Regions from separate parts of the Mus musculus genome. Here regions 1 and 3 are each linked to region 2. The links are chromatin loops, found by intact Hi-C in ENCODE. Cell type or tissue: left cerebral cortex. All regions are shown on one strand. Each heading gives the region's core, and the rest is flanking DNA. Links, peaks and the distances in the headings are about the cores only.

Region 1 (10,476 bases), core at 2,701-7,700, 68 kb after region 2:
GTCACTCAGTCCTTAAAGTCTTCAGTCACCAGAATGGAGCCCTATGAATAGGATTAGTGTCCCTATAAAGGAAACAGCATAGAGATGTCCTGTGCTTTCTACCGTGTTAGGACCAAGTAAGAAGAATCACGACCGGGAATTGGGAAGCAGGCTCCCATCAACTGTCAAATCTTCTAAAAATACACATCATCTTGGATATCTCAGCCTTTACAACCTTGAGAAATTTCTGTTGTTTCCAAGCCATTCGGCTCCTAGTTCTTTCATTATAAAGATGCAAAGACTCTCCTCTTACACAGAGAGATAAACTGAGATAGTGATATTCTGTCTGAAATTAAATGAGCAAAGGCACAGAAATAAGACAAGACAGGGGCACTGGAGAGTTGGAGCTATGGATCATGGGATTCCTAAGCAGAATTTTATCATCTTATGTATATAATTCAGCTTCTAGAAAGAAATAGGGATCATGTAGGTAGTAATCTGAAAGGGACTCAGGGACTGACCTGCTGTAATGGCCCACAGGAGAGCACTCAGTCCAGTAACACATAGGATACAACAAACCCCATGGCTGTCCTAAGGCAGCAGTGATACAGGTGATCTAGTAAGCCTTTTTTTTTTTAACTGTCTTCACCCCTGTATCAAGCAGTGGCCCTAGAGAAATGCCAAGAGGTTAGAGAGGAAATTCAAATGCAGAAAGAAAGAAGAAAGGAAAAAAGAGAGAAAGAAAGAAAGAAAGAAAGAAAGAAAGAAAGAAAGAAAGAAAGAGAGAGAGAGAGAGAGAAAGAGAGAAAGAGAGAGAAAGAAAGAGAGAGAGAGAGAGAGAGAGAGAGAGAGAGAGAGAGAGAGAGAAACTCCTGCCCTGTAATTAGTAAATCAAAACAAAATCAACAACAACAACCACAAAACCTCTGTACCTTGATGAAAGAACAGCTAAACAAAACTTGAACAATATCCCTGTTTATTTATTTATTTATTTTTGGTTTTTGGGTTTGTTTACTTTTTTTTTGGTTGGTTGGTTGGTTTTTCATGACAGGGTTTTTCTGTATAGCCCTGACTGTTCTGGAACTCACTCTGTAGACCATGCTGTCTTCAGACTCAGAAATCCACCTGCCTCTGCCTCCCAAGTGCTGGGATTAAAGGCATGTGCCACCGCTGCCTGGCTGAACAATATCCCTCTTAAGGTTCCAGAAAGGAGATTTCATTTTAAATCCTTTTCTCTATCTCTTAGAAGACACGAAGCGACTTCAATTTACAGTTGTGAGTGAAGAGCTGGTGATTAGGTGGCAGTTATACAGAGAAGAATCTCTTGTCTCATTTTATTTTATGACCAAGCTTCCCGAGTCTTCAAATTACAAACTCATTAGTCTAGACACCCTCAGATGCTCATAAAATCCAATCTTCTACCTTGCAGGCAGAACATAAATATGTCCTGTACTTGAAGAACAGAAATATAATAAAGAATATTTATACTTCACTATATTTTACTGACAACAAAAAAAAGTTTCTTGTGATACTTAGCTAGAGAACACTTTGTGCTGAGCACTCTAGGACTTCACGGCTTCAGTGTTACTTGAGAGTAGAGATTGATATGTTCGTTGTAGAAGTTTGACAACAAAAGGTAAAATCAGACTAACTTCAATGGTAAATAAAAGCTTCTTTATTAATTAAAATTGAAGACTTCTATCTACTGACTGCTCAAATGGATCCCATCATGAAACTCCCCTTATGGCCTCTATGACTCTGACCACCATGGCCCCACTTCAGCCAGAGGAAGTAAGAAAACAAAGAGAAAGACACAGCCCCACCCATCAGGATATTTCCCCAGATTCACTTATTCAGTCTTACATCTTATCCTAGTAAAGATTTCTATTTCTCTGTTAAAATATCATGACCAAAAGCAACTTGGAGAGGAACGGGTTTGTTTTGCTTATGACCCTCAGACCACACTCTTTCACTAAGAAAAGTCAGAGAAGGAACTGAAGCAGAAGCCATGGAGGAACACTGTGTATCGGCTTCCTCCACACAGCTCACTTAGCCTGCTTCCTTACAGTACCGAGGACTACCTGCCCAGGCAGAGATTGCACTGCCCTACCGTCGGAAGGGTCCCCCCAAGTCAAATATTAACCAAGGTAATATCTTCACCACAGACTTAACTACAGCACAATCTTAGGGAGGCTTTCTGTCAGTTAAGTTTTTCTCTTCCCCAGTATGTCTAGATTTGTATCAGGTCTACAAAACCCACTAGCACACATCTCATTAGTCAACTGTTAGTTAATGGACCACCTGCTTTGAGGAAGCTATGACACAGCCTCATCCTGTACCATCATTATTTTGAGTATTCTATTGTAGAGGCAGAGGAAGAAACTGGAGTCTCAATGTAATTTACCTTTAAAACGGAGACTCGGTATGGGTATAAGAAGGAAGCACTAGTAATTAAACCAGAGAATACGGGTAAATCGGTACATGTACTTGTGCTGGCAAGAACAGTTATTGAGATATGAGTTGCAGACTCCACACTCTAATATTTTCATTTTAAAGCCAAATAATTAGTAAAACATTCATAACATTTTATTTTTTTGCCTCTATTTTAGTGGCTTAAAAAAAAAAAGCAATCCTCAAAAAAGAAAAAAGTTGTTTAACTTGACCACAACTTCACCAAAAATAAGCATCAAACCTAGAAATTAATTCATCACTTTCTGAGTCTTACAAATCTAAAGAAAATCCCAAGGTTTTTTGTTTTTTTTTTTTTTTATAATCCCTGATGCAGCTTCTGTCGACTAACATAAAACTATGTTCTCTGGTGTCAATAAGATCACAGCAAGGGAAAGATACCCAGCATACAAGAATATAGAGAATAAGATTCTGACCAAACAAATGGTAGAAAGGGCAAAACTGGAGTGATAGATACAGATCAGTGCTTGAGAGAAAAGAAATTAGGTTCTGAGGGGCAGGAATGTAGCTCAGGGTGATGGAGCGTTCTGCATGATGGGGCGGTGGTTATGTAGGTGGCTCATTGTTAAGCTCATTGAAGTGTGCACCTAAAGCTGACAGACTTATTATATATAAATTACCTTTCAAGAACACTGAAGAGTCGAGTGTGTGTGTTTCACCTGTCTACTCTCAACCCAGTATTTCTATCTTTCTTTTTATTAGCACACATGAAGACTAGCAAAGACATCCTTCTTTTGGCTAGCCTGTCCCTTGTACATTTGTAATGGCCTATTGGGTTGTTTTAAATATGGGGTGTGGGTGTTTGTGTGTGTGTGTGTGTGTGTGTGTGTGTGTGTGTGTGTGTGTGTCACAGTATAGTTGTAGAGATCAGAGAACAACTTGCCAGAGAAGGTTCTCACCTTCCACTGTATAGGGTCTGAAGCTCAAATTTAATTCCTTAGCAAGTGCCTTTCTCCATCTAATCAGTCCCAGAGAAAAAGTCTTAAGCCTCTTTTCTAGGGACCATAGATACAGCTGTTTTTAGCATGATACTATGATACTTGTGAGGTCCCACTTGATAGCACCAGGCCTTATCATGTGACTATGTTCATTATATTTTTTCTCTTTCCTATTTCACAATTGTGTTGCCCTCCCCCCTTTTTTGGCAATTTGACACAAATTAGAGTTATCAGAGAAGAACAAGCCTCAGCTGAGGAAATACTTCCATAAGATGGAGCTATAAAACCTTCTTTCAGTTAGTCATCAGTGGGGGAGGGCCCAGCCCTTCATGCATGATGTTATCGCTGGCCCGGCAGTCCTGAGTTCTATAAGAAAGCAGGCTGAACAAAATAGGGGGAAGCAAGCCAGGAAGCAGCACCCCTGTAGGATGCTACTGGGCTTGAGTTCCAGTTCGGATTTCCTTCAGTGGTGAGCAGCAGTGTAGAAGATATGGAAGTGTAAGCCAAACCAAAAGAAAAGAAAAAAGGAGGAAAACAAACAAACAAACAAACAAACAACCATTGACTCCACAACTTGCTTTTTAGTCATGGTGTTTTGTTAGTAACCCTAACTAAGAAAACTATCTCTATGTCTTGATTGGTGAATGATCAAAATAATAGATTCTATAAAAGCAAATTAGGGTGCTGTATAGTCGCTACAAAGCTTCAAAAAATAACCCTTGGGATAGGAGGTAGAAAAGCTCCTACAATCTTCTGAAGAGCCTTGCCTACAAGCTCCATCTCAAAGTGGAGACTATGAAGGTGTGTGGGAGGATGGAACTGCAACACCCAGGTTTTGGGGTGATGGCTCTGGCCAAGACACATGACACGGATCAGGGAACAGAATCAGTCAGGAAGCCTTCACAGTTGTCTAAGTCAACGTGCAAGGGGCTTTTGCACAGTGAGGCTGTGGGCGTGTTCAGGCAAGGGTGAAATAAGCTGAGGTAGTTGGAGAGCTGGGAAGGGTGGGGGGATAGCCATACTCTGTTCTCCCTCCACCCACCACCCTCCAGACCAGAGCCGGGAGGGAGTACCATGGGGAGAAAGAACAGTACAATCTGACAAATGAAGGTGTGGGTGGCCCTGGAACAGCCCACTGAGACACAGAAATTGTTATTCTCCCTCTGTAGCTGTCATTTCTTTCCCCATCCTACTCACTGTATTTGGGTTTTTGTTTTTCCTTTCAACAACTACATATATTTCTGTAACAGCTAGGGAGCACTGGCATTAAGTGTCTTACAAAGTCTCTGGTGTTAAGTGAGCTTCCCATGTAAGTAGACACCATGAAGATGTCAGGCCCTCTTCTGCTGGTCTTGGGTAATTCCATCTCCTCCCTTTAATTTTCCTGGCTATTTTACATATGGTTTCTTTTCATTTTTCTATACGATTGACAACATTTGTTCCCTCTCGTTATATTTTCTGTTCTGCGGAGCCATTCTTTGTAGCAGGCTTATAAACTTTAACTCCCACTGTAACTCAGACTGAAAAGAAAATGAGCGTTCTTCCTGCACTTTCCCTGGCCCTCTGTGTTAGTCTCAACTACACTAGTTAACGGAAGAAACAAATGAACGAAATTCAATTAACACTTAGTCTCCTTAATCTCCTCCAATAGTTCCAACTTCATCGGGGGAAATATTCTCTCAGAAAAGATAAACTACTGCTTCTGGCAGCCCTCTCCCTGCCTGTTCCTCTGTAAATGACACATTACACTGTGTGGTGGAGTGGAGGCTATGGTTTGTGATGCTTTTAAGAAGATGTGATGTGTTCTGCTTGCCCAGATCTCCATGGCAACCTGAGGCTCCTGGGTATCTCTTCCCTGCTGTGAGGATGCATAACTTCACTTCGTGTCCATGAGACTTAGGGTTTTTGTATAGTCTGTCTTGCCATACCAAGTTCAGGTTAGTATAACCTTGACTTGCCACCGTGCCACTGACCAGGTTTTCTTCATAGTCGTCAGAGCTTCCTTTCTGGGCTGGGGTCAGGTGGGCTTCCATTCCCCAGCTGCGAAGCCTCAGTGTAGCATCTCACCTTCAGCTTTGGAGGCAGCTCAGGAAGCTGATTCCATATGGTCTGTCTCTTTTTGACACAGGATAGAAAGATAGGGAAATTAAGGATACTTTGGAAGGGAAAGGAACCCTCACTCCTGAGTCTGCTTAAGTGTCTGGTAGGGATCTTGTGGGAGTCAAGGAATCCTGCGCAGTTACCAAAATTTGAAGTGAAGGTTTCCCGTGTAGAGATAATATTCCTTTTATGTAGAGATAGTTTCAGATAAAGAATGTTAAGATAGCAATGAATCATGCTTAAGCCCAGCCATGTATAATATTAAGTATGGTCTTACCCTTATACCAGATTCCTTCTAGGAGATCTCATTTAAAAAAAAAAAAAAAGACTATTAACTTTACAGAAAAGCAGCCTTACTTTTTATACAACCCTTGTGATCAGCTGTGATCTAATCCAGTGAGTGCACCTTAGAAGCCACCTGATGATCTCAAAACCATGACAGTCCTTTAAGATACAACTTCGGAGCCTACCAAAAGTGGATAGTTGGCTCTTAAAAGACAATCTGTCTCCCCTTCCCTTTCCTGGGCTACAGTCTTCTTATCACTATGATTAAATCTACATTAAAATAACTTTCTACTAAACTCTATCTCTGCCTCTTACTGGCTAAACCTTAAATTCTTTCCTGTGGTAAAGTCATGAGTTCCAACTCTCTGAGAAGAACCCTTCAAACTGCTGCAGAATAGGAGTCTGCAATGCTATCTCTAGCCCACACTCCACTGCCAGGAACATTCTGACCATACTGGGGTAACTACTATGATGGTCAAGCCTACTGTTAGTAACAGTGATGTTCACTGCTATTTCATCATTCTGAACAGGTCTCAAGCAGAGAAGCTGCCAGCCCTTGCCCACCCATGTTATATCCATAACCTTTCTCCTTTAGAGCTACTAGAGACAAAAAAAAAATCCAAAACAAAACAAAACAAAACCCAGTCAGCCCTGCTGCCTATTAGGTATGATCTTTGATGAGTTTCTGAGTGTCTCTTTTGTACCAGTTTTCCCCAAATGCAAAATGGAAATGAGGCATAAATTTGCCTCATGGGTCCACAGAGGATGAAAAGAGTTGGCACACATACATAGTTAAATGTTCTTATATAGAGAGAGAAGCAACCACAGAGTTGATCTTCAGTATGTTAACATAAATGCTTTTCCATTTCCTTCTCATACATCTCTTGGGATTCCCTCTCTAGCAATCTTTCATGGCAGGCTGTTCCATCCCCCTGACATCCGCAGCATCCCTGAAACCTCTGCATCTGGCTGTGGGTGGGCAGAGGCAGCTCTAAAGGAAATCAGGACACTCTTCTTAAGACAGATTCCCAGGACTATGACCCTGCCCCAGGAATCTATGGTGGTGTTAAGAAGGCTGAAGTTCTTCTTGATCTATTCTTGCTATTTCCTCCCCTAAGAGATTTTACTCTCTGCCCACTCACCCTTCCTATTCCCCCGGGAAGTTGAATACTTGGGGGAAAATAGGACAGAAGTCTTGGAAAGACAAAAGAAAAGAGAACATTAAGTTTTCATGTTTAGCGTTTATTTATTTATTTATTTATTTATTTATTTGGTACTGGGAATTAAACTTGGAACCTGCGAGGGTTAAACACATGCTCCATCACTGAGCAATCCTGCCAGGCCTAGACATTTAAATATTACTACTCTCTATTTGTCCTCTTTGGCTGCTCTTTATACTTAAAGAACTCTCCAAATAATCAAAAGTATGCTCAAATTCATCAGCTTAGCATTTGCATAACCATGTCCTCTGGTTTTAAACTTAATAAACTGCAATTTCATCTGTTGCCAGTAATCCATGCCAAAAATATGCATATGTCAGAAACGATCTCTTGCTTGTTGCCCCCAAGAGGTTGTCTCTGCATAATTAAATAAGTTTCATTTAAAAGAATGCTATTGTGAACAAATTATCAAAGAATAGCAAAGATTTCAGCAGATATTATAGAATATGGCTATTGAACTTTTTGCTGACAGCAGAAAATGAATTCCTAGTGAAACTGAATAGGAGGGAAATGATGCTAAGTCCTCAAATCCTGATGCAACTCAAAAGTAGAGTAAATCAGTGAGTTCAGATCAGTGCCACATGTCAGCCACCCCTAGTCCTTTAGAGTAATAATCATTGACCTATAATAAAAACAATCTAAGGAGGGAAGCTCCAAGGGCCAGCAGAATGAATGGAAATATTCAACTGCAGGAGGAAGGAGGTGGGGGGAATCCTCTAAAATGTACCAGAGACCTGGGGGGTGAGAGATTCTCAGGACTCAAAGGGAGAAGGGAGGGACCTTAGATGAAATGCCCAACAGTGGGAAGAGGGAACTTGTAGAGCCCACCTCCAGTAGAAAGACAAGGAATCAAGTGGAAGGACAGAGTTGCCATCCCAAAGTCAAAAACTCTGACCCAGAATTGTTCCTGTCTAAAAGAACTGCAGGGACAAAAATGGAGAAGAGACTGAAGGCAAGGAGGTCCAGTGACTGGTCCAACTGGGGAATCCATCTCAAAGGGAGGCTCCAAGGCCTGACACTACTACTGATGCTATGGTGTGCTTACACACAGGATCATAGCATAGCTGTCCTCCGAGAGGTCCAACAAGCAGATGACTGAGGCAGACACAGATATTACACCCAACCAGTGGACAAAAATTGGGGACCCCTGTGGTTGAATTAGGGAAAGGCTGGAAGATGCTGAGGAGAGAGATCCAATAAGAAGACCAGCAGTCTCAACTAACCCAGACCCCTGAGATCTCTCAGACACTGAGCCACAAACCAGGCAGCATGCATGAGCTGGTCTGTGACCCCTGACACATATACAACTGCCTGGTCTGGCTCCAGTGAGAGAAAATGCACCTAACTCTCAAGAGACTTGAAGCCCCAGGAAGTGGAGAGAGGCCTCATGGGGTGGGGGTGGGGTGGGGGGTGGACATAGGGGAGGGGCATTTGGAGGGGACGAAGAACTGGATGAGGAACTGTCAGAGGGTGAACCGGAAGGGGATAAGGACTGGACTGTAAAAAAAAAAAGATTAAAAATAAATATTTTAAAAATAATAACAACAACAATCTAGATGGAGCTAGGTTTGGTTAGAGAACATAAGGTTAAAATACAAGTGCTCTATGCTAATTACTACAGGATGAGCATTAAAGCAAATTCTGCATCTTTGGGAAGGGAACAAGAGTGTGATTGACCTACTTAGGTACAGTGTATGCATTCAGGAACACTTGGGGTACATAAAGCTCCATCACAACATCCTGTACTTACCCCATCCAAACACCTTAGGTACCATTTACTGAGAGTCACACATCCCATCAGAGTTGTTTGACATGGTACTGACCATAACTGTGACTATGGAGTAAATTTCAACTTATTGATTCAAGACTAGCTACGACAACAAGATGTACCACAGGGAGTACAACAGTCCAGGAAATTCATAAATATATCAAAGGCTTTAAAAATTAGGATTTATGTGCATTTTAGTATTTTGCTTTTTTTTTATGGTAATTGTTGGTTTTGAGCTGGGGGTCTCGCTCAGAAGCCCAGGCTAACCTGTAAGTTACTATGTAGCCCAGACCTCCAATTTAGTAATCCTCCTGCCTCAACTTCATGTGAGCTAAGATCACAGTGTCACACCCCAGGTTTGGGAAATAAGACTTTCAAGAGATGTTGTTCAGCTTTTGAAACAGAGGGATCTCAAAACATTTTATCAGCCAAACTTCAGAGTAAGTGTAAATTCATGTTTACAGCCACAAAACTTGGCCTTGGGTTCTAGAACCTCTGCTTATCAGTTCTTAGTGCTTGGGCAACTTATCCAAGCTCACTCAGCCTTAGCCTTCTCATCTATGAGAGAAACACTCACTAGAGGATGAATGAAGTAGGAGTAATCGTATTTTGGGGACCCCCCATTATCCCAAGTCGGAGAATCCCTTCCAGTATCCTCTGGGGTACAGAAGCACCTACACAATAATCCTGGGGCGTGGGGGGCGTGGAGATCCATGGTGATGAACATTATAACACAGTTGGCTAGTAGATAATAAAGATAGTCATCTGACTCTATCCTATGCTGAGATTAAGAGAGGAAAAGGCCCTTAATTAAATTAGAATGATAAACCACTCCATAGCTACTAGAGTGGTAAAAAGTTTAAATTCACCAATAAACATGCTAAGTAAATAAACGGCCATGACAGTAACTAAAATGCAAAACAACTAGTGTTTTCATAAGCTGGCAGAGTGGTACACCATGGTATTGCTTTTAGAAAGCAGCTTCAGATGGAATTAATCTTGCCAATGCTCTATGGTACCAAAATCCTGCTTGTTCTAAGATTAATTAAAGAAGGAAGCAGAGTGTGTGTCAAAGCATATTTATTCATAAGACATGCTCAAATATTCACTAATTGGAAAAACAATAGTGAGTCCACACAATAATGACCTAGCCAGGGGGAAATTTAAAAAAGAAAACCAGCTCTTTACATATGTAATTATCTACACCAAACTTGAGAGCATTCTGGGAAACAGAGGAAGCCAAAGGCATGCAATTGTTATAGGATTCCATTCCACATTGGTCAAGATAGCATAGCTAAGCAACTGCCACAGTTTTGGAGATTATAGAGGAAATTAGCTACTATGACATACATACCTTTTAGGAGTGATGGAAAAGTTTTATGTCTCATTTGTGGTTGTTTTAAATGTTTTTACTCCTCAAAAATCCAACAACCTGTCCTTATAATGTGATTTGACTGTCTGACTTATTAAATATATAAATATCAATTTTAAAATGTTCTCTAGATATTGTGGTATATACTTATGATCTTAGCACCCAAGTAATGGAGACAAGAGAATAGCAAATTTAAGGTCAGACTGGGCTTCTTAGAAACTCTACATACCATGCACATACCATGCATGTCCTTTAGGGTCTAAGTTACCTCACTCACAACATTTTCTAGTTCCATCCATTTGCCTGCAAAATTCAGGATGCCCTCGTTCTTAATAGCTGAGTAGT
Region 2 (10,476 bases), core at 2,701-7,700:
GCTCAATATTACCAACATTATATTTTCATTATCTCCATTAGAGACTACCATTTCAAATAAGCAGCATCTTTGCATAGCTCTAGTGGACAACTGACTCATGCTACTTGTGCTGTAAGAGCTTCCAAGTGCAAGAAATGCTCAGACTTTCCCGCTGTACAAGACATCTTGTTAAATATGGAAGTGATCTGTCTTTAATGCCATTGGACAACTAAATAGCAGACTGTGTGGCTACCTAAGGTCACAATCAGAGTGGAACCTTGCAAGTGGCACCTTTATGGGATAACAGTAAACCCAGTTTCTTCTTAATATCCAACAATCCAGATAAACCTTAGCACATACTCCCAGACAACTACTGAGGAGTTGTCCATTGCTGTGTATCTAATGATGTCATGTTCTAAACATGCTCCTGATGGAATTGTTATAATGAACACAGGCCCTCAGCAACAACATGAGGGACAAGATTCCCTCATGTAGTGAAAAGAACAAATGGACAGGGATCTTGACCTGCAGACTTGGTGGCGACCTGATTTAGAAATATGTGGATAAAAAGCAGCAACAGCAGCAACTAAATAAATGATTCTGTGCTCCCATATGTTACCATAGGTCCTTGGAATCAAGTCTCAAGGTATGTTTTGAGAAAGAGCGAACTTTCTTAAGCCATCTTTAACATTAAGTTGATTGAGAATTTTATACATGTATCTAACACATCCTGAGACCTCTTTCCCACCACCACCAGTCTGATGCTCCCTTCCACACCTATCAACCTCCCTCTCACTTCCTGACCCTTTTTCAGATTCATGATTGTTGTTTTGTGACCAATTTAGTTCAAAAAGGAAGATCTCTGGGGCCATTGGGTTGAGACTATCCATTATGTATCCAGTGGATACATAACTGAAATTAACAACTTCCCTTTCCCTGAAACTATAATAAATAGGCAAATAGTGAAGTGTAGGACCCCGTGAGCTCCTCTTCAATCCTTGTCTGGCTCTTGATGGACCCATTCTTCAGTAAACCCAATACAGTCATCTCCAGTTCTTAAAAGTTCTTAGTCACAATAGCTGTGTATAGCGCAAATGTTGAGGTTTTCCCAGCCCTTCTTGCTATCTTCTAGCTTTGGTAATATTTCCACACTTTCTTCTTCAGCATTCCCTGAGACACAGAGAAGGTATGGTATGAATGTGATACTTTAAGGTTTGGAACTCCACCATCACTTTTTCTTAACACCATAAATCTCTGCATTTGTCATGGTTCACTGGAAAGAGTGACATCTCTAAGACTGAAAATGTATTTTGTTTATGGATATAAACAAATAAGCATATATTTATAAGCATATATTTAGAAGGAAGTTCAACACTATGCCAATTTAGCTAAACAACAGATTGAAGTGCCCGAATGAGCTTTGAGTTTTCAGTGTCAGATATGGACTCTTCCCTGTGACTTGGGCCTCAACTTCAATTACTGATAAGTTGGTTGTTCCCATAACAACTGTGCCACTATTGCACGAGTGGACAAACATCTTGCCTGGCAAGGCTATCCTATAGTTCACAGAGTTCTTTCCCAGCAGTAGTCATATCACTTTGCAGCACTATGAAAGCTAGCAGGGATAACACCCAGAGGCAGCTCCACTCCCAGGTGCTCCAACATGCCCAGGATCAAAGGATCAGAGGTGAGGAGAACACAACATCTGTCCCCAACACAGGGAGTTACTGGGACCGGTGAGATCCAGGCATGCAGAAACTCCGCCAAACCAGTGGCGCAGGTTCCTTCTGGTCTGTCTGGGCTGGCGCCATGAGCAGACCTTGGACACAAGCAGCTCCAATCCCAGGCACTCTAACATGGCCAGGATCACAGGATCCCAGGAGCTTCGTCACACCAGGATCTCAAGGTCCCAGAGGCAGCTTGACTCCCAGGAGCTCTGACACACCCAGGATCTTAGGATCCCAGGATCTCAGAATCACAGGATCTCAGAATCACAGGATCACAGAGACAGCTTGACTCAGAGGAGTTCTGACACAAGCAGGATCATAGGAAAAAACAGGTTTCAGTCAGATATAGCCAGAGCAGGTAGTACTAGAGATAACCAGATGGCGGGAGGCAAGCATAAGAACATAAGCAACAGAAACCAAGGTTACTTGGCATCATCAGAACCCAATTCTCCAACCATAGCAAGTCCTGGATACCCCAACACACCAGAAAAGCAAGATTCAGATCTAAAATCACTTCTTATGATGATGATAGAGGACTTGATGGACATAAATTACTCCCTTAAAGAAATACAGGAGAAAATAGGTAAAAAGCTAGAAGTCCTTAAAGAGGAAACACAAAGAGTTACAGGAAAACACAATCAAACAGGCAAAGGAAAGGAACAGAACCATCCAGGATAAAAAAAAAATGGAACTGGAAAAAAATAAAGAAATCACAAAGGGAGACAACCCTGGAGTTAGAAAACCTAGGAAAGAGATCAGAAGTCATAGATGCAAGCATCACCAACAGAATACAAGAGATAGAAGTGAGAATCTCAGGTGCAGAAAATACCATAGAAAACATTGACACAACAGTGAAAGAAAATGCAAAAGACAAAAAGCTCCTAACTCAAAACATCCAGGACACAATGAGAAGATCAAACCTAAGAATAATAGGTATAGAAGAGAGTGAAGATTCCCAACTTAAATGGCCAGTAAATATCTTCAACAAATTATAAAAGAAAACTTCCCTAACCTAAAGAAAGAGGTGCCCATGAACATACAAGAAGTCTACAGAACTTCAAATAGACTCGACCAGAAAAGAAATTCCTCCTGTCACATAATAACCAAAACACCAAGTGCACTAAACAAAGAAAGAATTTTAAAAGCAGTAAGGGGAAAAGGTCAAGTAACATATGAAGGCAGGCCTATTAGAATTACACCAGACTTCTCACCAGAGACTATGAAAGCCAGAAGATCCTGGACAGATGTCATACAGACCCTAAGAAAACACAAATGCCAGCCCAAACTACTATACCCAGCAAAACTCTCAATCACCATAGTCAGAGAAAACAAGATATTCTATGACAAAACCAAATTTACAGAATATCTTTTCACAAATCCAGCCCTTCAAAGGATAATAGATGGAAAACACCAACACAAGGAAGGAAACTACACCCTAGAAAAATCAAGAAAGTAATCTTTAAACAAACCCACTCAAACATAATTCCACCTCTAACAAGAAAATTAACAGGAAGTAACAATCACTTTTCCTTAATATCTTGTAATATGAAAATTAATATTACCAACATATCCTAATCGATTGAAAGTCAAAAATATGAAGAATTAGAAATTTGCCAGCTGTCATCCCATGGTCCCTCTAATTTGGTAATGGGAGAAATAAGTCCTATATTGTACAATCCATATGCACTTTCTGCTTGTTTGTACATGAAAGGGTCTTTCTGTGTGCAACAGGATGGTCTTGAAATCATGCTTCTCCTATCTCAGCCTCTCTATTAGTAGGATTGATTATTTGACGTTTGTACACTATACTATGGTTTTCAGAACAGCTTACGTATTTCAAAATTATTTATACAGCCAAGAGCAATGTAGACAATTAATTTGGGAGGTGCCTTGTAAGACAACAGCAAAGCATGAGACTGAAGGCCTTGCTTGATATTTATAATTATTGTATCAATTTTGAAGAAGAGGACTTTATAAGTTACTCGTATTCTGAGATGAGTGCTTTTCAAAATCATCATAGCCAATGAACCAGAATCTTACCCTCACCTAATGTCTGTGCCACCCTCCAAGCAGAACCATTGTTCATTTAAACAGTTGATGAATGACTTCATGGATATACCATCTTAATACACATACCATTTCTTCAATGAATGCAACCTGCTCCCTGAGGGCTGAGAATGATGACAATCACTCAAGTCAAATAGGTTTGACCATAGCAGGAAATCTGTATCCAAAAATCATGCCTACAATTCATTCCTTGGTGCAGCAGAACTGTCAACTCTTATCTACTATGGAGGTAAAATCCTTTGATGTGAGGAACATTCAAGTACAGCCTTATTACAATAAACTCCCATGTCCAAAAACTGTTCTTATTTTGTGTTTGTACCACATTAAGAGCCAATATTTTAAGCTCTACTAAAAACAAAACAAACAAACAAAAAGACTTTATCTATTTATTCTCATTAAAAAACTAATAGTGATATATTATTTTAAAATAAAAAGAAGGCTAGCAGGGAAGAGGCTTCTAGTTCATTCCAGCTTTTTCTCTATATCATGCAACCAAGACATATGGTTTCTTCAGCAGTAGGGTCTTATAATCTGACCAATAACCTGTAGTGATATGTAGAGCAAAGCCTTATGTCTGGCTTTGGGTTAAATGTTTCACCAAAGTCTTTGCTAAGTTTGGATCATTCAGTAGAGGCTAAGAAATTGTTATGAGGCTGTGCAAACTTTGAAGAAATGTTGTCTCTCCGGAAGGTCTGCACTTGGAGCTACAGGAGAGCTTGAAGCTGTATTAATCTCAGACCTAACCCACTCCTGGCAAACCTGGAGTTCTTACTTTTCGTTATGGCTAGCCATGGTCAAAAAGAACTGAAATTTGTGTGTGGTGTCTGCTCTCATGGGCAGCAAGGGCAAGACAACTTTGGTAGCTGGAACCTTCCCCAGCCCCAATTAACCTTGTATGATGTTTGAATCAAGTAGCTGGAGTGAGCTAGCTGGGTATTAGTCTAACCTGAAAGGCTATACCCCTCTGCTCCTTCGCAAAGTGATGGCTTAGCATCTTGGTGAGCTTCTCTCTGTACTACGGCACCTACAACCAACATCAGTCAATAATAACCCTTAAGAATTTATCCAACACCTATCATTGGAGCTTTTGCTTAGTAATCCATAGCTTCAAGAATTATTTTCCAATCCTGAAGGATATGTCACTTCCAAATCTGCTTGCTCATTTCGTTTTGGCTTTGTTTGGTTATAAGATTATATAAGGATGTTTTTCATTCTCCTGTCATTTTGGTTAACCCTTCCTCCTTCCCTCATCCCCCTTTTCCTACACACTTTCAGTTTTTAAACCTTCCCACCTGCTCTGAACCCCCCTTTCTGCTTATGTAATCACTACATTCACTATCCCCTCTGTTAAGACAAGCTCTCTTCAGGGGCTCCTTTCCAGTTCCTTCTCCTACAGAATTCCTAGTTACACATGCTCACTTATGGATTCAAGCTGGGAGCCACTTTGAGGGAGAACATTCGGTGTTTAATTTTTTGTGCCTGTGTTACCTCACTCAACTCCAGTACAAAATTTAAAGAAATTTAAATGACTTCGATGTTCATGATCATTTATTTTAACCCATGCATTTTCATCTTCTGGAAGCAGCCTTATCTCTCTACAGAAGAGAACAATCAACTCTTTTTAAGGAAATTCTAAGAAAAGAGTCTAGACAAATTAAGTGTACCCAGATTTGATTCTGAGATGAAGGATGGAAGGGCTGGCTCAAGTGAACAAGAGACTCGGTGCTCAGCTTATTTAGGTAGAGTTTATTCAAAGTAGTTATTTCAAAGTCAGTTTCTTTCATCATTTTTTTTCCTTAAAACTGTTCCTAGTGCACAATTTTTAATTCTTAGAAAGATGCCATGGTGATACTTGAGCTACTTTCCCAATGCCTTCTCAGAGTTTTTCAACTTTAACGCGAAAACATCCCGTCCCCATGCGTCCTAACTGCAGCAAGGAACAGAGCCCAAGAGTCAGTTCAGGGCAACTTATTTCAGCCTTGCACTCCAAGCTTTCTGATCTGCCATTTTTTTTTTTTTAGCACCAGATGAAACTTGTGGGTGTCTGCTGGCTGAGCACCCCCTCAGACATGTGGTCCGGGGTGTGCTTAGATGGAAAGCAGAGCCTGTGAGCCTTCAGACACTTCTTCCAGATGGGATGTGATTGGAACTGGTGCATTCTATCATAATCTTTGGGAGGACGACCATTCTTCCCACTCAGGACTGATAGTCAATCTCTTGCCCACCCAAGGTCCTTTGAAATAGGCTGGATACTGGGTACTTTTTAACTGCCCCTTATTGTAGAAATACAAAATGATTCACTACATTGTTAGCAGCATATGCTTGACATACTTTGAGACAAAGATTTAATAAACACATTAGGGAAAATCAATTATAAATAGCACATGTTTTGCACAACCCGAGCCGCGGGACAGTAACTACTCACAATTCTCAGACAAATTTCTTCAAATCACTTATGAAAAAGACTGCGTAAATGAGCAGAGTGGTTTGGGTATATATGCTAGTTACAGAGTTATAAATGGATGAAGCTTAAAGAAATATTTGCTAAAATCCTTAGGCTTCAATACAGAAACAAAAGCAAACACCTGTGAACCTGCCTGACAAAGAATGAAGCTGCCAGAATTCAAATAGTAGTTGCTCAGAATGTTGGTCTCCCAGTTCTAAACTTCATGTGTTGATCCAAAGAAAATGGCATTAACACGTAGAAGTCTGGAGTGGCTGTTTATCTAGACGGTCACGGCTATCACCAATGACACCAGAGAGACCCTTTGCCTATCAATACAAATGGAACACAGCAAGACAGCCCAGCAAGAAAACCAGAACCCCATTAGACTCTGAATGTACATTGATCTTAGACATTTTAGCCTCACAAAACAACGAGGAGTAAGGCTTTGTTGTTTCTGAACCCATCTGATTATGAAATACTATTATAGTAGTCTTAACTAGCACAGCTCTCATCATATAACATAAGAGAGACATAGGGAGGAACTACTTAGATTGCCCTTTCCATGGGGGTGGCCAGCTTTGGGAAAAGTAATGAATGAACTTTGGAATCCACAGCGCCACTTACACTGAAGTTCTGCCTACCTGTTGCTCCCAACCAAGACCTGAGCACTGTGTGAGAGCTGTAGCCAGGCTACCCTCTCCCAGTGTAGGATTTCTTCAAGGGGTAAGCTTTGTTCTGAGTAGCTGAGTGGTCTCAGAACCTCATTAAGACCTCTGGAGAGGAGGCACTGAAGTCTTCAACTCTTCCAGCCTCACCGTTCTTCCTTGCGCCTCTTTTCTTAGGTGCCAGACATGCAGTGCAATCTAGACCCCGCCCCTGCCAGCCTGTGTCTACCTCTGCTGTCCACAGATGTCCCATCCAGTAAGGCTCCTACCAGCCTGTGTCCACCTCTGCTGTCCACAAATGTCCTATCCAGTAAGTCCCCTGCATTTCTCACTCTGTCACCTCCAGGAAGCCCTAAACTGCTATCAACCTAACTTCAGTGTCATCCTAGCCCATCTTCCTTGTAGAAAACAAATAATAGCTAGACACTGTAAACTTGATATTGACTATGAACAGCAGAGTAATAACTACCATTTTTCTCTTTTACAACATAGCATACCTGATTTCCAATTTTTAATTTCCTGTTTGAACTGTTGTTCCTTCCCTGCAAACCATTTCAAATAGAGGATCACTTTTCTTGGCCTTCCTTCTGTAACCTTATCTATGGCTTTCTTTAGCCCAAAGTCACACTTGTCCTACTGACACTGACACAAAGTTACCGGGATAAAAAATGAACAGGTTTCTAACAGATGTAACCATTTTCTAAGGAAATTAATTCTCTTAGTTAATTCTAACCTTCCACATTTTGTGTGTTCTAGTGTTGAAAGGAAAGGTTTAAGTGTGCATTTTGAAATCAATTTCATCTTTATAGCCTTGGCTTCAGAAAGTAGTGCTGCTCAAATCGAAATCATGTTATCATAGCTATTAGCTTAAGTCTGCATTAAGACTTGCCCACAATTGTGAACTCACTCTGGAGCCTATGCAAAGCAAATCTTCCTTAGCCACATTTTGCCAGACATCAACAGACTCCAGGGTTTCCTAATTCACTCCCCGTCCTTGTGCTATATTCTTTGCTCAAAACCACCCTCTAGTATCACCTGCATGACTTCTTTTCTTTGTGAACAGTGAAAGAACAGAGCTACAGAGCTACAGTTTGGACAGATGTTGAGGGTGAGATTTCTTTAGAGAGCATCATGTAAGCAGAGATAATAAGCAAGTGCCTGTTCTATGGAGAGAACCTTCGAGAGCATAGAGGATGACAAAGCAGGAATCCCAAGGCCCCCACAGCAGCCCCCACAGCTCCACAACACAGGGGCAGGAAAGCAGAGAGAAATGTGACACTTGCTAGGAGTCTGCAGAGGTCACACGCTGAAATCAGCACCAAAGGAACCAGAAGATGAGACTCATTTCAACTTTTAAAATCAGCTTTTAACTCCCTAAGCTTAAATGAGAGTTTCAACAACAACAACAACAACAAAACAAACAAAAAAATGCTAATTCCCAATCTGCTCAGATATTCACCTCCTTTAACAGATCAACAAAACCAGATCAGTCCCTGAAATCCTCAGTAAAAATCATGCAGTGCTTCTTTTGAGTTTCTTTGTGAATCTGCAATTTAGATAGAAGGAGCCGGACCTGCCCTTTAAGAAAGGAGAGAGGACAAGGGCAGGTACTTGTAGGTGATGAGCAAAACCCTATTCTTCCTGAGGGTAACCCAGGAGAGGCACCAGTGACAGAGGGAGGGGCCTTAGGGTTACTGATGTGACAGAGGCGAAGGGGCCAGAGAAAGGAGGAAGAGCAATGAGTCTACGATGCAGGGAAGGGAGGTAGGAAAAGAAAAAATGAGACACAGGGTTGAGAAAGAAAAAGTACTGGGAAAGTTATTTATATCGCAGACACTGTAATGTAACTGTGAGGTTCTAAGGAAATTTAAATAAATAAACAAACAATAAAACCACAAGAAAGGACAAAGATCAAAATGAGTCAAATGCCCTCTTTAAATACAAACACCCTGGGAGATCTAACAATTAAAATAGTGGGGAAAGTATCTGTTGCATAGTAATTTTGAAAAGTAGAGGTAGCTAGATATTTCTTACCTTAGCAATAAATAAGAAGTAGATATGTATGCATGAACAGTAATTTTTATGCTCCACTAGACTGGTAGATTTTGGTCAGCGAGCAGCATTTATTTGAACCGGTGCAACTCCCTCACTTGCAAGGCTCTCCAAAAAGCATCTTCCTTGAATAATAGCCTGGAAGATGAGGAAGCCACTTCAGGGTGCGCTGCTACTTTAAACTCTCCTCTCTGCCTCTGAAGGGTCTAGGTAATTGTATGCAATTTTACCTTTACTTCAAAGAAAGATTCTTTCTTCTTATTTTCAAATACTGTGTTGCTAGGTAAATTCTTAAGTCATTTCTCCAACATTTCCAGACATCAGGAAAGACATTTGCTGCTACCAAAGTTGGCAGAAAGGAATTTAGAAAATATCCCACACTGACACTTCTCCAGCCCAGAGAACAGCTGGCTCACTCTGAAGACCATGGAGTGTCAGCAACTTTAAATCAGCTTTTCAAGACTGCACTCCAAAGGGCTCTCCATATAGCTCAAGCATTTTGCCTGTGGTGTCTTTGCATGAATCTTGAAGAGAGTCTAGATAAATTAGGTGAGAGGTCATAGATGGCACTGCTACAAATCAAGTAGCCATAGCAACAGCAGGAGTTCACTGCCACTGCTAAGTTCATGACCTTCAGATCCAGCTCTAGTGGAGTCAACCAGACCTCGAATCAACTGTAGGGATAGAGAGTTGTCTAGGCCCTGCAACAGGAATATCCCAAAGGCTGATGCTCAGACTTAGCCCAGGGTTACAAGTACCCACTTCCATACTTCAGATCATCTTTAGAAAAAGAACAAGTCAGCTATCCATGAGGACAGCCTGCCTGAGAGCTATCTAAAAGACATGCTTTGGTAGGACCTGTAGTTGCACAATTCCTTAGGATATCACTTATTCTTTGACTACATGTGGGTCCCTTGGCCTAAATGGATACCACATTTAGCAGTATTATTTTTAAAATACATGCTAAGTCATGCCTTCTCTCCTGAGCACGTCATCTTTGATCCCATCAAACTACTGCAACACTCAGAAGAATCAAAGAGTTTCCATTTGAGAAATATTGACAATAATTCAAGAGTAATAACAGATTATTCAAATTTGCACAGAGAACAATCATGAATTTTAAGACATTTCTGGAAAATCTGAGTTGACAGAGTAGCTAAAGATGCTTACCAGAATCGGTGAAAATTTGAGTTTGATTTCTGCAACCCACAGTCTAGAAAGAGAATTATATCCTGCAAGAGACCCTCTGGTCTTCACACATACATATGAAGTGAGAGCCTGCACAGACTCATTCAGCAAGCAAATAAAAGAGATAAATAAGCTAGAAAAAAACTACGAACAATACTTAACACTATATGGTACTCCTAAGAGAAATTAAGGAAGAACTAGTTAAGTGGAGATGTGTACAGTCACTTAATAGCTAATTTCTATCGAGGAAATTGTGAAATTTTAAAAAACAGAAAGTGAGGAGCTGAAATTAAAAGTAATATAAACTAGTCCAACATTATTTTTAAAATAAAGCAAAATAGTAGTCCTTACA
Region 3 (10,476 bases), core at 3,686-8,685, 330 kb before region 2:
GGTATTACAGGCACACAGTGGGGTGCTCACATCCTGGCAGGTTCATAATAAACATTTGTTAAGTAAGTTAAGTGGATGATCTGAGAAGCCACACAGACTTCCTAAGTAAAGATCAAGTCAGAGAAAGAATGAGGTTATAGTGTGGAAGCAAAGTGGATCCAAAGTACCACATTTGAATGAACAAGCAGTTATTGGTCTTGTGATGCTTGGAATGAGGACATTTTCAGTGTAAAGACCCCACGGCTCAGGTATGATATCTATGTCAGTAATCTATTGTTGCAACTTAACACTATACACATTTGCAATTCCATAGCCTCTGTGGTACACAAGTTATAAAATAATAAAAATCATATAAATGGAGTCAGTGTCAGAAGTCATGTTATCATCACAATAAACGAAGAAAAGGCCTTTGACAACGTCTAACATGCTTTGTGATCAAAGCCCCGAGGGAAACAGGAATCTATCTCAATGTAATGAACACTATGTACAACACATCTAGAGCCATCATTATAATGGAGAAAAACTCACAGTGTTTCCTCTAAAATAAATTGAAGACAGAGACCATACCCTGATCTTACTTAATGTACTCCTTTAAGTCTTACAGAGAGGAAGACTTGTCTTAAGACAAGAGGAAACATAATCTTTAAAATACAAACAGAAAAGTGTATTAGTTCCTGTCCTGTTGCTGTAATATAATGACATGACCAAGTTGAGTTACAGAATGAAGAGTTTATTTGGCTTAAGGTTCCAGAGTAATAAGAGCCCATCATGGCGAGGAAGTGTGGCTGCAGGGTGCCTGGTGCCAGGAGTTGGAAGCTGAGGGCTCACAGCCTCAACTACAAACATTAAGCAAAGAGAACAAAGTAAAACCAGTATGAGTCTTTAAACAGTCAAAGCCCACTTCCCAGAGATATTCTTCCTCCAGAAAAGGCATGCTCTCTAAACCAGGGCCACCAAATTGGGACTGAGTGTTCAAATGTCAGAGAACATGGAGGACATTAATCATTCCCACTACCACAGAGAGAAAGAAGTCAAGCTCTCTATTTGCATACAATATTCCATAAATACCTCAGAAGTCCTACAGACTCCATCAGAAAACTATTGAAACTGAAAAAATACTTTTATCAAAGCTTCAATATACAAAATCAATCTGCAAAAATCGGTAGCTTTCTTATGTGCCAGTGACAAGCATGCTAAGAAAGAAAATAATAAGTTTCATTCACAATAGTTCAAAAAAGCTACTGTGCAATAAAAATAAGCCAGTTCATTAAGAGATCTCCACAACAAATATACAAATAATGAAGGAAAAAAATTGAATAGTAGGAAGAATTAATGCTCTAAAAATATCTATATATTTGTAATGGCTATTATTGGTTGTCAACTTGACTATATTTGAAATGAACTTCAATCCAGAAATGAAGGACACACCCATAGGAGATTTTCTGCTTGATTTGAAGTGGGTGAATCTATGTCTAGTCTGGACCTTTGAGGTAGTAGCACAGATACCTTTGATCTTAAGGCTAAAAGACACAGATCTTTAATACACATCTTGGGGCAGGAAGATACACCTTTAATATGAGTCCCATCTTCTGCTCAAAGTCTCTATAAGGACATAGGAGAAGGAAGCTTTCACTCTTTGCCTACTTGCCCTTGCCTTGCCAGCAATTCCTTCAATGATATTGGATGAAACTTATTTCTTCAGGATTCCAGCATATACAGAAGTTGAGATGAGACTCTCTGATTTGTGGGACTGAGCAACTACTACAAAATCTTGGACTTTTTGTTCACAGCTAGCTATTGTTGGGTTAGCTTGCAAGAATCATTTCTGTAAATTCCATATATATATATATATATATATATATATATATATATATATATATATATATATGGACTTATATATGTAGGATATATATCCATATATATGTGTGTAATGAATAAAACAGAATAGAACAGTCCTAAAATTTTTGTAGAAGTCACACAGACCCAAATAACCTAGATATTTACAGACAAAAGAACAAAAGAACAAAGCTCAAGGTATCACAGTGCCTGATTCCAACTTCAACCACAGAGCCATAGTAAAAAAAACAATATTTTGCCCTCACAACAACACATGCAGAGATCAGATGAATAGATAGATGACACCAAAATAAACCCATATAGTTACAGCCACCAAAATTTTGACAAAGAAGCCAAAAACATGCATTAGAGAGAAAACACTTTATCAAATGTTGCAGGGAAAACTACACATTCGCATGTAGGAGGATAAAATAGATCCCTAACTCTCATCATATAAAAAACTCAGGTCCAAGTGGATGAAAGACCATATTGTAGGACTCAAATCTCCAAAACTGTTAAAGGAATACACAGAGATAGCCTATCAAGACATGCATAGACTGCCGAAGGAAGTGCTAATATCTCTAAAAAGAATCCCCAGAAATGACAAATGGAATTACATAAAATTAACATTGTGGACATACTAATAAAACAGACATTGAAAGTCCATTCTCTCCACTTAGAATAGTTATCACTAAGAAAGCAAATAACAACTATTAAGGAGCATGTGGACAAAAGAGAGCCTTAGAAACTGCTGGTGGGGATGTAGGAAATCAGCCACTGGGAGAATCAGTATGTGTGTTTCCCCAAAATTAACACTTGAGCTCCTATGTAATCCAGCTGTAATAGTCCTCAGAATATGCCTCATGGATTCTAAGTCAGAGGACTATGGAGACACCTGTATCACTATACTTCCTAGAGCACCATCCACAATAGCCTAAGCATTCACAATAGCCTCTAATGAGTAGATGAGAGGATAAAGAAAGTCTAACACCTATACATAAATAAGTATTCTTAGCCATAAGGTCTAATGTCGTTATATCACTTACAAGAAAATATGTAATACAAGAGAACATCATATAAAGGGAATTAGGTCAGATTCAGAAAAGCAAGTAATAATACATGTTTTCTTTAATATGATAATAGAGAGATAGATGGAGAAGGGAATGGCTAGAAGTGACAATACAGTGACACACACACACACACACACACACACACACACACACACACACACACGAACATGTCTTTATGAAATCCACCATTGTGTCTAAGGACTAAATGGGAATGAAAATGAATGAACCTCTATTTTAAAACAGCTCCTAACTGAGCTGTATTATCACAGTGTGAGAAAGGATCCCTCTACAACCAGTAAGTTGTATTCTCAATAAGTTGTATGAATCAAGAAAGCAATTAATAAAAGACTGGTTAAAGGCACATTATAAACTCGTGATATCATTATGGATGCAGCAGACCCAACTTTGTTGCTGCCAAGTTGCTAGACACCATCAGTTTCTACCTCTATGTTCAAGGGTAAGGCTAACAACAGAACCTGAGTGTCAGGCATGGGCAGCATTATGGACCATCTTGAGCATCAGTTGTATAACATCAGGTGAGTTCATCCCTGGAACTGCTTGTACTGAAAGCAGAATGAGTTTGTTTGTAGGAGAATGTATAGATTCATTCTAGAGTATATATTAAATGATCTAAGTGACATCCCCTTTCATAGTCCATCCATTTTAATTCTGATTATAGTTCTTAGGACAGTTAATCATATGCAAAATTTTATTAATCTATTTACTTATAATTCTGTGTATTAAAATCCAAGTATCACGCATAGCAAGCATATGCTGTACAGTGAGCTATAACCCCGGTTCTCCATAAATTTTGATTTCGATGACAAACTCCACCCTATTGCAGCTTTGAGAGGCAGTCTAATCCAGAGAACTCTGTACCCATTCTCCTCTGTCACATGCAAAGAGAAGCCCACTCCCTGTAAAAATTAAAGTCTGCTGACGAGATAGGGATCAAAGATGTTTTGAGAAATCCAGAGACATAAAGTAGAGATTTTTCATCCACATTTTTCTAGCCATTAATGGAATAAGATTTATGGAGTGAGAGGGATATGAATATGTTTGTGTGCATGTGTATGCACACACACATATGTGTAAAAATGTGTATAGTTCATGTATGTGCAGGTACACACGTGTTGAGGCACACATTTACTCTTGCAAATGTGTGCATGTGAAAGCCAGAAGAACAACCTCTGATAATATTCCTCAGTTATTATTCACGTCTTTACGTGTGTGTATATGTGGGGGTGGGGACTGGGGGAGGTGTGTATGTGCACAAGTGCCTGTGACACAGGTTCAATCAGTGATCTGAAACTTGCTAGCTAATGAGCCCCAGATAGTTTTCTCTGTCCACCTCCCAAGTATAAGAATCAGAAACTTACAACCACACATATCGCTTTATAAAATGATGACTTTATTATTCTTTGAAATTTTAATACAATATAGTTTGATCATATTCATCCTAATCCCTCCAGTTATCCTGGATGCTCCTTCACATCTCTACCTATCCAACTTCATGTACTCTCTTTCTCTCAGCACACACACACACACACACACACACACACACATCCCACAGTCTGGTCCCTCAAGTCTAGTTTGCGTTGTCCTACTTGTGGGCATGGAGCGTGTCTTGGAGTGTGGTGTAAGCCAGGTGATACTCTATTGAACAAAACTGACTTGTGCTCTTCCAGCAGCAATAAAATATCAAAGTTCCTCACCTAGGGGTCTGACTTTATCCCCCTGTTTCCTCCTCCAGGCTGCCATTTTATATAGCTTGAGTTTGGGTAGATTGGTTTCGTTCATATTGTCACTGTTCCTGTGACTTCATATGTGTATCCACCATGTTGTATCTAGAAGACACTGTTTCCATGGAGCCATCCATCACCTCTGACTCTCATACACATTTCAACATAGATCCATGAGCCTTGAGGTGGAAGCGGGGTATGTTGTAGGCACCCATTTATAGCTGAGCACTCCTAAGTCTTGGTGTTCATTGCTGTTTACTGCAAGAAAATGCTTTTCTTATCAAAGCTGAATGATGGTTGATGCTTTATGGGTATAATGTATGATTAGGAACCTTTATATTGTTATATCCATGTAACAGAATAGTAGTAGTAGACTCCCCCTTAATGGCATTGACCTTTCTAGACACAGTCAAGTATGTGTTCCATTCCATAATTAAGACCTTAATCCAATATTTTCAAAAGTCGTTGACTACTTTTCTAACATGCGTGCCACTATTGCACTTACGGACACATATGGCCAGGCAGGTTATTGCTGCAGCTTGCAATCCATAGCCATGTGTGACTGGGGATCTCCTTTCTGGCAGCATCCATGACTCCTTCTGTCATTATGAACAATATGCAGAAGGGATGAGGCTTTCAGTTGACCACCAGGCAGATTTCTCCATGTTGTTGTTTGTTTTACTTCCATAGATGTCCTTTGTGTATATATTAAGGCTTCCACTTTTGTGTTTTTGGTAGGAGTCCTGTGTGTGTGAGTGGGAGTGTCACTGCATCTATATGCATGCCTTGTGCTTTTCCTGCAGTCTCTTTGTGGTTGGATGTTTGGTCGGATTCCTATTTTTTTAATCTTATTTTATTATGATTCCTTAAATGCTGATTTGTTTTCTGACACAGAAAGGATGTCAATGTGAATGGGGAGCAACTTGGGGGAGTAGCGGGGAGACTATAACCAGAATATACCAAAATAAAATCTATTTTCAATAAAATAAAACAAAATAAAATAAAATAAATTCTCCATAAAATTATCATTGTTTCCCTACTTCTGCCATCACAACATTTTGAGACAGATCAGGAAAAGTGGGAGGTATGAAAGAACCCCTACAGAATTAAATAAGCAGGAGTTTGAGCAGTGGAATTGTCTCAAGACATGTCTAAACTATGATAGATTCTGTCTAGTCTCCTAATAGTCCTTAAAAAACAAACAAGTGTAGCCTAGCGTTCCTCAAGATTAGCCTAAATTACGTAACTGATGTTACCGTCACTCAGTGTAAATCGTATTTTGCAGTTGTAATTTTATAAAGTGTTCTTTTGGATGTTTTGAAAAGGGGAGCAGGGCGGGGGAGTGTATAGGGAACTTTCGGGATAGCATTTGAAATATAAATAAAGAAAATATATAATAATAATAATAAAGAAAAGCAGGAAAAACTCACAATGTTCTAGGAATCTGAAAACACTTCGACTGTAGAAGAATGAATAGGAATACTTATAGCGTCTGCCTGATGGCTCCTCCTTTTAGACTGAATGGTCTGTCTCTGATCTTTTCCCGAGGCTTCATTAAACACCAAGTCATATGTAAAGCGATACTGATCCGAAGGACAGGTTTGGAACTTCACCAGGAAGTGACAGTGATGTCTCTTCAGTCTTATGCGGACAGCTCACACTTTATGCTCACTTTCCGCACTGTGAGTACGCCCCTGCACTCATCCATCCCCCACGTTACCAGCGTGGGATGTACTGAATGTCAGCTGAGGAGCATTGATTTGCTTTTATATTGTTGATTCAAAGGAGACCTAGACAGAGGAAAACATTTTTAAAGGAATAAAATACAAAGTGCTCTTAGAACCTAGTTGATTTTATTACAGCGTATTTCCGTTGTGCCTACTCTCTTTTAAGGATAAATGAGCTGTTTGGTAGGAGAAAAAAAAGAGCTGAAGCTTTACTGAGAGATTTTGTACTTACTGTGTGCTTCTGAGCAAGTTACTTCAGGACAAAGGTTTCATAATAAAATCCCTGGACTTTATTCACCGATGATGAAAATAATCACTCCGTGGGGGAAATTGGCCATCTGTGAGTGGCATCCGCTGGGATGCAGGGGTGTAAGTGGGTTGCCCACGAGCCTCCTGGGTGAGTTTCAGCCAAGCTGTCCTCCAATCAGAGGCTAATTAAGATGAGAAACTGCCACACAATATTGAAATATAGCCACGGGTGGAACAGAAATCATTCCTGGCCTCGTCGTCACTCTGAACTATGGCAAACCAGAGCAATGCCACTTCGACACAGCAATCCCTTGAAGCAGATGAAGAAACTTTGCTGGTTCCCGGTTTCTCTCACCCAGTACCCTTCCTCTCACCTTCGAGCTGCTGATGTCCCGGTGACTGTGGATAACTCCTGTGCCTCATATGGTGCTGCAATGTCTCCAGGACTGTGCATAACTCCCGTGTCTGGTGTCTCTGTCCCATTTACCCCACTTCTTCCATCTCCCCACCAGCTTCAGTGACATCAGATGCAAATATTTACACCCAACCAATGGACAGAAGCAGGTGACCACTGTTGTTGAATTAGGGAAGGCTGAAAGAAGCTGAAGAGAAGGGCCATCCTGTAGGAGGACCAGCAATTTCAATTAATCTGGACCCTCAAGATCTCTCAAACACTGTACCACCAAACAGACAGCATACACTAGCTGATATGAGACCCCTAACACACACACAGTAAAGGACTTCCAGGTCTGTGTTCATTCAGAGATGCTGCACCTAACCCTCAAGAGACTGAAGGTTCCAGGGAGTTTAGTGGTCAGGTGGGGTCAGAATGGGGCATCCATGTGGAGACGGGGTGGGGTGGGGTGGAGGTGTGGGATGTGGAGCAGATGGAGGGTGGATGTGGAGGGGCAGGGAATGAAATGTGGAGTATAAAAAATAAACAATAAAATAAAATGCAAAAAAGAGAACGAAAAGTAAAAAAAGAGAAGTCATGTTTTGTTTGTGTTGGGCAATACTGTGTTGTTTTTCTTGCTGAAATACAATCTTTGGTGTAATGCCTTTGAACTTCACATAAAGCTTCTGAGATAAACACATCTTATTATCTTTATAAATATGGGGAAACATTCTGAGTTATGAAATATCTGGGCCGGAGTATCTGGGTGGTAAATATTTGATCTATACAGATTTATTATTGCCACTTTTTCTTGTGAAGTATCGACAGCTTCCTCTTTTCCACATCACATCTCCATTTAAAAGCCCCTATCCAGAACTTCTTTTTCATTTTTTAAAATTTGAGAATAGTATAATTTCTCCATAAAAATAAAAGGAGAGAAGCATTGATAATCTCCCAGTATCTGGACTAAGTAACAAGAGACCAAACCTAATAATCTTAGAGATGACAGAGAAAACTTTTGGTGGCGTGTCCTGGGTATACAGCACAGAAAATCGTTGTAACTGGTTTGCTGGATCTTCATTTCCAAACTGTATTAAATACAAATCCACAACCTCTCATGCCACATAGATCTCAATAAAATGTTCTAAATATAAGTACAAAGTCCAAGCTGACTCTTTCTAATTCTCTCATCATTTCCAAGCAGAAGCCAGATTTCCTGTTTCTCCATGGTTAGATCACACTGTTCATACTATCATATAAATCAGGATTTATATCAGCATATTATATTTTGACTTGATTTTCCATCATGACCATGCTTTGAGCTTAGGCACAATACATTTTCATACATTCCTTTATTTTAATGTTCTCTTACAGATGAATAAAATATCTTGTGTAAACACCCTTAAACACATTTCTCTCTTGTGAGGACAGATTCCAAAGGGAAACTGCTTATTCAATGTCTTAGTGCTTTTCAGAAGTTAGTTTAGGATACATTTCAAAAGGTCATATCAATTAGCATGTGCTAACTGATTTCTTTTTATTTTCAATTTTTTATTAGATATTTTCTTCATTTACATTTCAAATGCTATCCAGAAAGTCCCCCCGCCCGCTCCCCTACCCACCACTCCCCCACTTCTTGGCCCTGGCGTTCCCCTGTAGCGAGGCATATAAAGTTTGCAAGACCAAGGGGCCTCTCTTCCCACTGATGGCCAACTAGGCCATCTCCTGCTACATATGCAGCTAGAGTCATGAGCTCTGGGAATACTGATTAGTTCATAATGTTGTTCCACCTATAGGGTTGCAGACTCCTTCAGCTCCTTGGGTACTTTCTCTAGCTCCTCCATTGGGGGCCCTGTATTCTATATAGCAGCCTTATTTATAATAGCCAGAAGCTGGAAAGAACCCAGATGTCCCTCAACAGAGGAATGGATACAGAAAATGTGGTACATTTACACAATGGAGTACTACTCAGCAATTAAAAACAATGAATTCATGAAATTCTTAGGCAAATGGATGCATCTGGAGGATATCATCCTGAGTGAGGTAACCCAATCACAAAATAACACACATGGTATGCACTCACTGATAAGCGGTTATTAACCCAGAAACTTAGAATATCCAAGATACAATTTGCAAAATGCATGAAACTCAAGAAGAAGGAAGATCAAATAGAGTGGGGAACAAAATACCCATGGAAGGAGTTACAAAGTTTGGAGCAGAGCCTGAAGGAAAGACCACCCAGAGACTGCCCCACCCAGGGATCCATTCAATATAAAACGACCAAACCCAGACACTATTGCACATGCCAGAAAGACTTTGCTGAATTCTATTTCACAAAGGGATCCGCAGCTTTGCCAGCCTTCCTCTTTGCAGCTTCTCCCTCACCAATCTCCGTGGAGCAGGGTGCCTAAGCCTATTGTGTTTGCATTTTCTGATCTCTGCTCCGGTAGATTACAGTGCCATCTGCTTCTGCTGCTCTTCATCTTTCCTGAATTTCTGTTTTGCTATTCATAGAATCCTCTAGCATACTCTTTCTTCCCATGAAGAAAATGGTGTGAGGTTTCTGCTTCCCTCACATCTTTGTACAAAGGTTTATGGTTTTAAGAAATTGTTTTTATTTTTCTTCATAAAATGTCTTATGCCTTTCTTCCTACACTTTTTTTTTCTGTCTGGCAGGGTTGAGTCTCTCTATTTCTCCTTCTTGGTAACATTCTCCACGTACCCGAGAAGGCTATGTCTGCTTAGACATTCTGTAATTGTTTTCCATATACTTCATTCAAATATGTCCTAAATTTAATTTTTAAAATTCAGGCTTTTAGCCTATTGTGCAGTTTATTTGATAAGATTTACTGGTTTCTTTCTGAAAGTGCCATAAAATGGGATCCCAGCAATTTCCAGCTTTCTAGTTAGTTAGTCAACTGTGTACATGGAATGACCCAAAGTTCTTCACCACTGGACATCCCAAATCAGTCTTTCTAAGAACTATTGTATAGGCAACTAAGAAGGCTAAAATGATTGAATCAAACAAGGAGGTAAAATTTTAGGGCAAGTCCCCACATCTATGACATTCCATTTTCTCACTATAGGGCTGTTCTTAGAAGATACTGAAACTATATCATTATTTTACTAGTTGAAAAAGCCTAGCATATATTATATTCCCTAAGGGAAAATGTGATTGACCATTGAATGCTGATAAAGTAACATGCTTACAATAAGACAACTGATATTCACTATCAACTCTCTTCCAAGGCAGGACTGTGACTTACAGTGGTACATAAAATAGAAATGAAGGCAGACATCGGAACCTCATGAAAGATGAATAAAACACCAGCATGAAGGAAAAGAAACAGGATGATCATGAAAACTTTGAGAGCCTATCCGCAACCTAAATTAGGCCTAAAATCGTGCCCTAATTTTCTGAAACTACCAGAAAGTGACCTTGTTGTTTATACAACAGC

Evidence for each region. A loop is a pair of places that touch in the nucleus more often than their neighbours do. Peaks named below come from ENCODE experiments on the same cell type or tissue, not always from the same donor. Only the 100,000 strongest peaks of a DNase experiment are listed, where the experiment ranks them.
Region 1: it touches region 2 in a loop (7-fold over the local background); 2 of 42 quality-filtered maps call a loop at or near these places.
Region 3: it touches region 2 in a loop (2.2-fold over the local background); 2 of 42 quality-filtered maps call a loop at or near these places.

Annotation. Positions count from the first base shown.
Region 1 is chr3:135,966,549-135,977,024 of GRCm38, reverse strand. It overlaps the pseudogene Gm16500. Among named protein-coding and RNA genes, the nearest start is that of Gm31243, 70 kb to the right of the region's middle. In left cerebral cortex, for the core only: no CTCF peak of the experiment used is centred there; DNase peaks (open chromatin) are centred at 4,487, 5,202, 5,467, 6,607 and 1 more place; H3K27ac peaks cover 3,358 bases.
Region 2 is chr3:136,034,988-136,045,463 of GRCm38, reverse strand. No RefSeq gene overlaps it. Among named protein-coding and RNA genes, the nearest start is that of Gm31243, 140 kb to the right of the region's middle. In left cerebral cortex, for the core only: no CTCF peak of the experiment used is centred there; DNase peaks (open chromatin) are centred at 4,724, 5,210 and 5,806; H3K27ac peaks cover 1,950 bases.
Region 3 is chr3:136,365,962-136,376,437 of GRCm38, reverse strand. No RefSeq gene overlaps it. Among named protein-coding and RNA genes, the nearest start is that of Bank1, 45 kb to the right of the region's middle. In left cerebral cortex, for the core only: no CTCF peak of the experiment used is centred there; DNase peaks (open chromatin) are centred at 5,432, 6,353 and 6,710; H3K4me3 peaks cover 686 bases; H3K27ac peaks cover 1,233 bases.